2 separate regions of the Mus musculus genome follow, and region 2 is linked to region 1. Evidence: chromatin contacts called from ENCODE Hi-C or POLR2A ChIA-PET data. All regions are on one chromosome and are shown on one strand. The core of a region is the stretch at or near the end of the contact, and the rest is flanking DNA. Distances in the headings are between cores, read along the strand shown.

Region 1 (5,226 bases), core at 2,643-5,142:
AGGTGCCAAGGGCTCCCTACTGTGCTGTTGCTGTCACACACACACCCCCACCACATTCCGGAGCAGGAGGCCACAAGAGGCAGCTTCTAAATGTGTTCTGACAGACATATTAGGTGGCTTTGCCGTAAGCATCTCTGCCACGTCCATCAAGGGTCGGTCTTCACAGCCCACGTGGCCCTTTTTTCTGCCTTCTGCCTGTACTTGGGGCAGCGTCCTGGGGAGTGCTAGGGCAGAGTCAGAGAAGAGCCAGCCTCTTGGACAGGATCGTAGTCTTGGCAGTCTTTCCTCTACTCACTTTACTTCTTTCTCCATTTTTTTTTTTTTTTAATATTCACCACAAATGTTTTCTGGATTTTGAAAACACCAGGATGTCCCAGCTTTGCTCTGGAAAGGAATTTGGAACCGCAAGTAATGCTGGGAGGTTTCTTCCAAGAATAGAAGCCAAGCCGGGCTGGGAACATGAGGGGCCCACTGCATCTGCTGTCTCTCTCAGAACACGAAGGGGCCCACTTCATCTGCTGCCTCTCTGACTAAAAAAAAAATCTGACCTGGCTTATTTGCTGGGTGGGGAGGCGGGTGTGCATGGTGAACACAAGACACTATCAAAGCATCTTGTCCGAAGTAGTGTGTCTAAATTCTTGGGGCAGTATGTCAGCCACTGATAATAAGGGGTAGCAGGATTGCCTCTCCTAGACACAGAGTACCCTTCCTTCTTCTGATGACAGCTGCAGGCTGGCAGGTGCAGGTTACCAGGGAATCTTCATCCTATCTTCTCCCAGGCCAGAGTCTCATGGAAGCTTGTGCTATGGGGAAAAGCTAGGACTTGTGCAGCTATGGGTATGGCCAAGAGAACACTCCATTTTCTCCTTTAACTTTGTACAAGCTAGCCCTATTTAGGATCCAAGTTACCTTTTAGAAAGCACAATTTAAGGGATACTATAAGAATAATATTAAAAGTAGTTTGAGGATAAGATCACTTAAAATCTTTTCATCCTGACACTTCTGTGGGCTTTGGATTTGTATTACTCTTGTGGGGGGTACAAATGCCAGACTTTTGAGAGGAAAAGCTCTACGTTAAACAGAGCTTGGCAAGTCTGTCAGCAATTGTCAGCAGACCCTCCATTGTTTTAAGTGAACTTGGCATGAGGTCAGATGTCCCCTTCCCCACAATGGTACTTAAACTGTGCAGAAGCAAAATGGAAAAACAAACAAACAAACAAAAAAACCCCGCACATCCTATGGCCTTATTGTCTCATTCTGATTTTATATACTTGGTAAAAGTTGCAGGACTGCTGCATAATAATTCAGGAAAACCAGAGGCCTTCATAAAGAAACAGTTTAATAATAAGGAATTAAACTAGGGAGTAAAGTCTGATGGCGCACACCCTTAACCCCAGAACTCAGGAGGCAGGGGCAGGAGGTTCTCCTAGCCTACCAACCTAGCCTACTAAGTCCATGCCAGCTGGGGCTACATAATGAGACTGTGCCTCAAACAAAAAGCAATTATACCATAGGCATACAAGTATAGGGGAAACAGCATATATACATTTGGTGTTGTCTCAGATTTCATGATTCAGGGAGGAACGACTGCATTTAAAAATAAACTCTGTGTTCCTAGAAGCAGCACGGAGCTCACTCTTAATTGTAGCTAAAGCTAATTCTTAGTGGGCTCTGTGATGGTAGACAGCGGGCGAGTTTAGGGTGCTTTTCCCAACTGTAGAACACCACCCAGAAGGGAGACTGCGCTTTCTCTCCAGGAGACTGGAGCCTCCGGACTAGATAAGAAGTAAAGAGCTCCCCTCCCCCAGCCCGCCCTTTGTAAGCCCAAGTAAAAGAATTTCAAAGAAAGCCAGGAAGTAGTGCAAGGCCATCCTCCCGACAGGCCTGTGTCTCATGCCTGCCCTTTCCTACGTGCTTTTATTGCATTTCCAACCATCATCCATCACCATCAAGAAGAATGTGAGGAGCCAGTGTGAACAGCCTGTCAGATGACCGTCTGGAAAAGCTAGGAGAAGCAGAGGCAGGCTTCTTTGGTAAAAGGGTATTAGGGGTCACTCCCCAGAGGTCAGTGAGACAAAGGCGCTGATACTGTTTCAGAGTGCAGCTTCAGTGCATCCAGGCAGAGAAAGGCAGACACACAAGGAGTTCAGCACCCTCTCTCTGCCTGGATGACCTCCTGCCCCCTCGGAAGCTGCCTAGGGCAGGACCACATCATTCCTATTTCTTCCTGGAGTGCCTCCTCTGGGGTGTACTCAGCAGACATTTGTGCGTTGAAAATGGTAAACTTCAGTGCCTCTCGTTCAGTGTTTCTTCTGTCCTCATCTCCACAGGATGTGAAGGCAGCTTCTCCCTCTCTTCTCCCCAGCTCACACAACAAGTTGTACGCCTTCCCGGCTGGGAAACGGCCATTCTATAGGAAACTGGCTGCTTCCAGAAGAAACCGGCTGACTGGGAAGCTGAAAAGGAGCCTGGCTGTTTGCACTGTTCTCACTGACGGGTTCTTTATATTTTATTTCAGCACTGGCAGATCCCACTGGGGCGACGATTTCGCTCTTTGAAAATGTGGTTTGTTTTTAGAATGTACGGAGTCAAGGGGCTGCAGGCTTACATCCGAAAGGTGACTGCCTTCTTTGTTTATCTAATGTTCTAACGGTCGGTCGTAGGAAACTCAGAAACGAATTCAGGTGTCTTTGTAAGCAAACACCATCATGCATTGCCTAACAACAGGGATAAGCTCTGAAAAGTACATCATGAGGCCCTTTCATAAACATGAGGGCATCAGAATTTTCATATACAAGCAGAGACAGACAATTTCCTAGAAGGGACAGGCCTTTGGGGACAGAGGAATGGATGTGATAAGTTATTCTCCCCCAGTGAAACGAGTCAATTCAAACCAGGTTTGAATAAAGGCAGGTTTCTTGGGAAGCAGCTCTGGGGCGAGTTCACTGGTCCCAAGGAACGAGGCGCCACGAGGAGCGAGACAGAGGGGAGGGGGAAGAGAAAGCGAGAAAGAGCATGCGCGTTCAGGGAGAGAGAATGCAGAGAGGGGGGAGTGAGGGGGAGCGAGAGGCCAAAATGTCTGGATTACATAGGAAAGAGCTTCTGGGGGAGGGGAGGGGAGGGGAGGGGAGGGGAGGCCCAGCCCGGGGCTGGAAAGTTCAGGCTGGAAAGAGAGTGAGAGCAGCCATGATCTGCTGTTGTCTGAAAGAGCGTTTTTTTTTTTTTTTTTTTTTTTTTTTTCCTTAAGCACAGCGTTGGAATCAGGCAGTAGTTTGGGCCTTTACGATTAAGGCACTCACAAACTGGTTCTATGTATCTTCTAAGACACTTTCATTAGAATATAGGTTATCAGCTCCAGGAAGTTAATTAAAAGCAGTGTGTAAATTTAATGTTTTCCACGTATCCATCCAGCAGTAATTTTGACGGAGCAATACTAGTAATGAGAGCATAATGTTTTTCTCCCCCACTACCGCCAAACAAAATGAAATAAAACAAGCAAGCAAACGAACAACAGCAGCAACAACAACCCAAACCTCCCAAACTAAGAAAACCTTTGAGTTGGTTGGGATAGATACCATCTAGTCCTTTTGTCTCAAGGAGGCTTTCTGGGCAGTATGGAACTTCGGTTCCAATAAGCCACCCAGTCACTATGATGTGCCTTAAAGTAGCTTGAGGAGCCGCTTATTATTCTAAGTCCTACTACCCTACTTTTTTTGTTTGTTTGTTTGTTTCCAGGCTAAGCCCTGAGTATGAGCCAGGACATGTCTACCCATTTAGTCAGATGCAGAGGGCCCAGTGACTTCAGCTGAGTCCTTTCTAAGCCACAACATCATCTTGATGAGGCAAGCATGCCTGTGGTTTCCAGCCTGTGGTGGTGACAGCTTTCCCCTTAAGTCCCACTGCATTACCAGATGTGCAGCTAAAGGCAGGGGCTGAGTGTCTCGGGCCCTCTTCTATGACAGGATGCAGAAAAGCAGTTGTTAGAAGAGTACCCGTGTCTCTTCTAAACTGGCATCTGTCCAGGTCACAAAACTGTTGTAAGGAAATGTATGCAAACATTGAGCAGTGTAAGAAGCTACACAGGGGAAAGAACTAGAAACCTAGAGTGTGTGTAGATTTCTAGATAGTCCCTGATCCAATTGCAAACGGGATAAGGAGGGTGAGTCAACTTGTGTGTAATAAGAAAGAAACCCCAAGTGGTTTATCAGTCAAAGGTGGTGATGACTCTCAGTTCAGGACAGCTCACTGCGATTAGCTTGTGCCAGGTTAAAGACACACCACACCTCTTTCTGGAAAGGCCCCAATCCAGCCTTCACAGGAGACCATAGGAATGGTCAAAGATGGCGTTCCTAGGCTTGAGCTAATTGAAGAGCATTTTAGTCCTGAATCTTTGGTGCCCTCTGGTGGGAAGACTTGAGACAATTGCTTCTGTGGCATCTATGACCAAACAAGCTGTGTGTGCTTCAGCTCCTCTAAAGGATGGGCCTTGTGGAAGGTAGTGCTGGATGCCAGGAGGCTCCAATTAGCTAAGTGTGCCCTTGGAGAGTGAGCAAATGTTCATATGTGGTTTTAATCAGTTTTTGAATTCTTTAAACATCTAGAGATTAAATAAGTTGGTGTATTCAATGCGATCACATAGCGTTTTCTTTTTCCTTTTAATTATTTTATTATTTTGGAGCTAGGGTCTCAGTATGTAGCCTTGGTTGGCCTGGGGCTCAGTATGTCGATCAGGTTGGCCTCAGGCTCAGTATGTCGATCAGGTTGGCCTGGGGCTCAGTATGTCGATCAGGTTGGCCTCAGGCTCATAGAATCTTCCAGGTGCTGTGATTACAGGCACACACCATCACACCAGAGGGGACACAGCTCTTGAATGTGGCAGGTTAGGGTGATTCCTGTCTGTAAGTTGGAATCAGGCTGGGATCACTATCCCATTTACTGCAGAAGTGATACCCCAGTGTACACATCAGATGCAGCTGATGTGAATCTCAGCTGAGCCCAGGTATGACTGAGGCCTACGCTATGACACTTGTTCTTGCAGGGTCTCAGTTTCCTATCTACAAATTAATAAAGCTATCATGAGGAGGTCAAGGTGGCCTTTTTTTCTTTTAGAATCTTCAACTACTTCTTTATAATGTTTATTATAAAATTATAAACGGAAGGGGGTTAAAACATAGATCCATGGACAGAAGAAAATGAGGTTTTTTTTTTTTTTTTTTTTTTTTGAGG
Region 2 (5,004 bases), core at 344-2,843, 77 kb before region 1:
TTTAAGCAACTCTCTTGTTATGTGAATAACATAATATTGCTGAGAATATTATTTTGGGGTGAAACTTTTTAATAAATGATATGTTCTTAATGTTCCTGTTCATATTGCTAAAGCTGTGTGCTTCTTATTATTTCCTGTCACATAATGTTATATTTCTGCTCATAATGTTATTTCCTGTCCAGACACCTCTTCTGAACGTGAAGCTCATATACTGAAAGGCCAAGCGGATATTTACTCTCAGATAAGAAGAGAACATCGGAAATTTAATTCCCAAAGTGAATGCTTAGTGTCTTCCATCTCTCCTGAGCCAAAGCTGGTCTCATAGGCCATGTTCTGTTACTCCATAACTAAATCTTCCACCTTTGGGTTACATACCCAAGAAGCCCATCTCTGTGGTTTTCCCCTTTCCCTGAAGCTTCCTGGTATGTGTGTGCACATGCCTATATGTATATGTATATGTATGTGTATGTGTATGTGTATGTGTATGTGTATGTGTATGTGTATGTGTGTGTGTGTGTGTGTGTGTGTGTGTGTGTGTGTGTGTGTGTGTGACACACATTCGAACAAGCATATCTCAAACCTATCTAACTTCCTTATCTCAACATTCTTCCCTCCTGGAGCCCTATGTTTCCCTTCCCTCAGGAAAACAAAAAGAATTCCACTCTACTTCCTCTTGCGTCTGGATTCCATACTGGAGTCACAGTAAGGTTAAAACATAGGGAAGGCAAGGGGAGTGCTTTCTGGAGTACTCTGATGCTTGGAGTGCTTCCTTTTCGTTCTTTTCTCCAAATATTCTTGGAGGGACCTGGAGTCTCCTCGGTGTCAGGCAGATTGTCCCTCAGTTCTGACAGTATGGTTCCTTGGATCCAAGCCCACTCCCACCACCTTTCCTGTTCCCCCTGTGGAACACAGATCACCCCATCCCCTAGCCTGGGGCAACTACCTCTGGTGACAGCCATTTTGTCCTCAGCTGCCTCGACTCAGTCCTTTTTCAGATTGCCCATACACATGCTCACAGTGACTCTGTTCTTTGTCCCCACTGGTCCAAATCGGCAACCTGCCTCGAAGGTGAGTGCTTAGTGCTCTGTGGGCTTTTCCTATGTGCCTTCTTAATGATACTTCCTTGGCTCTCCTTTATGCTCCAATGAAACTGTTAGCCTTGGCTTTCCTGAAGTTAATCAAAATCTCATCCACTATATGGTCTTCTGTATCACAAGTGTCAGTGGGTTGGGAAAGAAGGCTAGCAGGTGGATTCTGCCCATTGTCTGGCCCTAGAGACCCCATGATCAATTTAAAGGCTCTGGACAGATCTTCAATAAGACAGCCTTTGCCCAACACAGGGGTTGGAGTTATGAAATCACTTAGTAGGGCTAACACTAAGTGTATGAAATCAGGACTGTGTGAGAAAGCATTAGATGGTAGAGTTATGAAGTAAGAAAGAGCCAAGCTGTCAGGGCTTGTTGTGAATCAAGCTCACTGGGTGAGATTTCTTAGGAGCCCAAAGAAGGGCTACACGCCTTGACCTTTATACCAGCAGAAATTAATGTTTAACCAGAATACAAGGCTAAAATGTAAGGACAAAGAAATGGGTCAGTTCAAAGCATCGATGAGAGTAAGTTGCCCAAGCACCAAGTTCACAGTTGTGTCGCCACCTCCTCTTCAGTTCGCAGAGCTGGACAATCCCGACAACAGAGTGGACCTGTGAAGAATCCAAATTCCAAGCAAGTAAGTAGTATATTTTGTTGGACACTAGTTGCTGAAAAGGCACCATTCCTATTGTGACTCTTGGGCTCCACAATACTGAATGTGTGCTGAAAGGACGGCTCTCTTGAGAACAGGGATTGTTGATAACAAAAGGCTTCCTCTTTGCTGAAGTCTTGGCAAACTTTTCGGTTCTATTGCAGTTGCGTAGTTGGTTGCACATGTGTGCGTACATACAGGCAGGGCGGGAACACCCATGCAGTGGTGACACATGACTTCAGGGAGAAAGTTTAGTAGCAGATAAAGGAGACAGGGCTTCCCCTTCACAAGACCATGCGCAACAAAGTGGCATTAGTCGCTTCATTCCCTAAGCCTGCTCATCTGGGAAATGGCAGTTTTAATAGAACCTACTTTGCAAGGTTCCAGTGAAAATTAAATCCGTGCTCATGCTCCCAGATCTGAGAAAATCCCCTCACAGAACTCTGACCTACCTTAGAAGGACCCTTGCCTGGAAGACGCTCGGGAGAAGGCTGAGGAAGAAAAGATGGTCACATTTGAAGAAAGTTATTTGAGTAATCAACTCAATAATTTTAGTGTATTACTGAAATTAAATGACATTTTACTCCTTCAAGGAACAGTTCGTATAGGAAGCTATTGAAAAGAGTCCTTAAAAACTGTGATAAAGATGCTGGTTAAAGCGTAACTCTTCACAGTTGACAACCTCTGGCAGGTGTGTGTGTGTGTGTGTGTGTGTGTGTGTGTGTGTGTGTGTGAGAGAGAGAGAGAGACAGAGAGAGAGAGAGAGAGAGAGAGTGTGTGTGTGTGTGTGTGTGTGTGTGCGTGTAAAGACTCAGCTTTCTTTAAAGGACTGGCCACCGGGATTTTGGTCTTTCTCCAGTGAGTATATGGGCAATACAAGTGGGGTTTTTGTTTGTTTACTTGCTTGCTTTATGGGGGAGAGGACAAGGGTGGGAAGGTGGACCTGTGAGGAATGAGAGGGAGTGTGATTGGGGTGTGTGTTTGAAATTCCCAACTAAATAATAAAAATATTATGTTGGGGGAAGCATATAATACAATTCTATACACATAGAAGTTCAAACATGCACAAGAGATATTAATACGATTATTGGGAGAAATTAAAAATATGCCACTAGACCGAAAAATTCCAACATATCTTTACTAAATATCACTGTTTCTGTACTCATGAGGGATGGATCCTGTAACCCTGCAAAAATCAACACCCATGAATTTTTCAAGTGCCTTTTTAAAAGTGGTCTACTTAGGTTGCAAAGATGGTTCAGTGGTTAAGAGGACTGACTGCTCTTCCAAGAGGTCTTGAGTTCAATTCCTAGCTACCCTTTGGTGGCTCATAATCATCTTTAATTGGGTCCAATGCTCTCTTCTGGTGTGTCTGAAGGCAGCTACAGTCTGAAGATGAACTATAGTGTATTCATTTCTCTCTCTCTCTCTCCCTCTCCCTCTCTCTCTCTCTCTTTCAGACAGGGTTTCTCTGTATAGCTCTGGCTGTCCTGGAACTCACTCTGTAGACCAGGCTGGCCTCGAACTCAGAAATCCACCTACCTCTGCCTCCCAAGTGCTGGGATAAAAGACGTGCGCCACCACTGCCCGGCCAGTGTATTCATATACATAAAAAAAAAAAAAAAAAATCAGCTGGACGTGGTGGCAATCTGGAGGCAAAGGCAGGCAGATTTCTGAGTTTGAGGCCAGCCTGGTCTACAAAGTGAGCTCCAGGACAGCCAGGGCTATACAGAGAAACCCTGTCTCAAAAAAAAAAAACAAAAAACAAAAAACAAAAAACAAAAACAAAAACAAAACAAAAAATCAATAAATATTTTTTTAAAGTGGCCTGTTTGGCTTTCAACAGATAGTGCTTCCCATACCTGTGAATCATGTCTAGATATTATATAATACAGTGTGAACAGTTGTTAGTACTCTATAGTAGCCAGAATTTGCTATTTTGTGGGTTCTTTTTCTTCTACCCTTCTTCACCCTTTCCCCACCATTTCAGCTCCCGAATACTAGACAAGATAGAAAAAAGGATAGAAGGGAAAGGGGCAACCATAGGTCAACATACTACCTCTAACTGATTAGCTGGGTTGAGCTCCTTGGGGAAAGTTTGATCTTTGCCCTCAGGATATCTAATTTCTTCCTGTTGTTTCTTCTTTGTACATGAATAAACTGTGAACTATCAAAACCAACCAACAAACAACAACCTACCCTACCAGCAGAGCCCTAACATGTACATACCTTCTGAAAAGTCCCCACAATTCCAAATGTCACACAATCCTAGAAACTATCTGCCGCTAGCAAAAATCACACTTCTGCTTAAAACAGGAAGCAAACCTTAGCTGCTGTGAACAAGCTGATAGCCTATATCTAAGATTAAAACAAAAACATATTCTTATAATATTTCTGTGTTATTTTAAAGAAACCAAAATTCTAAAATTGCCACTAGACTTGCTGTTGAGGTTTGATCTTTTGATAAGTTTTGTAATGATAAATACTCGCCTCCAAGGCCTGGTTGCTCCTGGGAAGCAGAGAATCCACACGTGCAATGTGACCTTGCTCCCTAACTTAAAACTATTGGTTAAATAATGGTGCCGACAACCAATAGCTGGGCAGAAGAGACATAGGCAGGGTTTGGGGTTTCTGGGCTTGGGGTCTGAGGAGACCACGAGGAGAGAAAGGAAGTTGAAGAGAGGGGAGATGGGGTAAGAATGTAAAAATAATGGCCACAAGGAGTGGGTAATTGGAGCTACGAGCAGCCCAGACAAAACACAGTAAATCATATAGGGGGGTTATTGACAGGAAAATAAACATAATAGCATAGAGGATAGACATCTGCTCAGCTCTAGTGCTGATTAAGGCTTGTTATAAATTAAAGACCCGGAGTGTCGTTTATTCAAGAACTCAATACTCAAAGGTGGCTAGAAGCTCCCGATTGACATTAAGTGTTTTTCACAGTACTATACTGTTCAGGATAACGGCAAGAAGAAGCACGTGCTTGCTCAGTGAGATGTAATATTAAAAACATTTCTGACACACAGCAAATTCACAGTTGAGGATCCTCTACTCATATATGGGACCTTGCATCTAGCAAACAGAGCATCCCTGAAATCTAACCCCTTTACATCATAGTCAAGTATAAGTGAAAGAAAGAGGAAGAGACTGCGGCCCCAATATCCCATTCATGTTATCAGTGACCAAGGTTCAGGTAGATCCAACCCTTAAGCTTCCACCGCCTCCAAATAACACCATTTATGATGTGGGACTGTGGGGGGA

The links. Hi-C counts contacts between places; a loop is a spot of excess contacts on that map. ChIA-PET counts read pairs that join two places held with the same protein, here RNA polymerase II (POLR2A).
Region 2: a loop to region 1 is called in a map of mouse trophoblast stem cell, with 2.2 times the contacts of the local background. The contact joins the promoter of Ddc here to the enhancer-like site in region 1. A Hi-C loop is called at or near these places in 2 of 37 maps with a recorded cell type or tissue (both mouse trophoblast stem cell). POLR2A ChIA-PET finds 5 or more read pairs at or near these places in 4 of 5 experiments (all embryonic stem cell).

The regions. Positions count from the first base shown.
Region 1 is chr11:11,819,586-11,824,811 of GRCm38, reverse strand. Ddc (dopa decarboxylase) reads left to right here. Exons shown (of 15, transcript NM_001190448.1): 12 at 2,519-2,617. Among named protein-coding and RNA genes, the nearest start is that of Fignl1, 13 kb to the right of the region's middle. Within about 2 kb of position 3,892, at least 2 of the 3 ENCODE cell types and tissues checked have a DNase peak (open chromatin) inside an H3K27ac peak, as active enhancers do.
Region 2 is chr11:11,894,733-11,899,736 of GRCm38, reverse strand. It overlaps Ddc (dopa decarboxylase), which reads left to right and starts at 1,593. Exons shown (of 15, transcript NM_001190448.1): 1 at 1,593-1,725.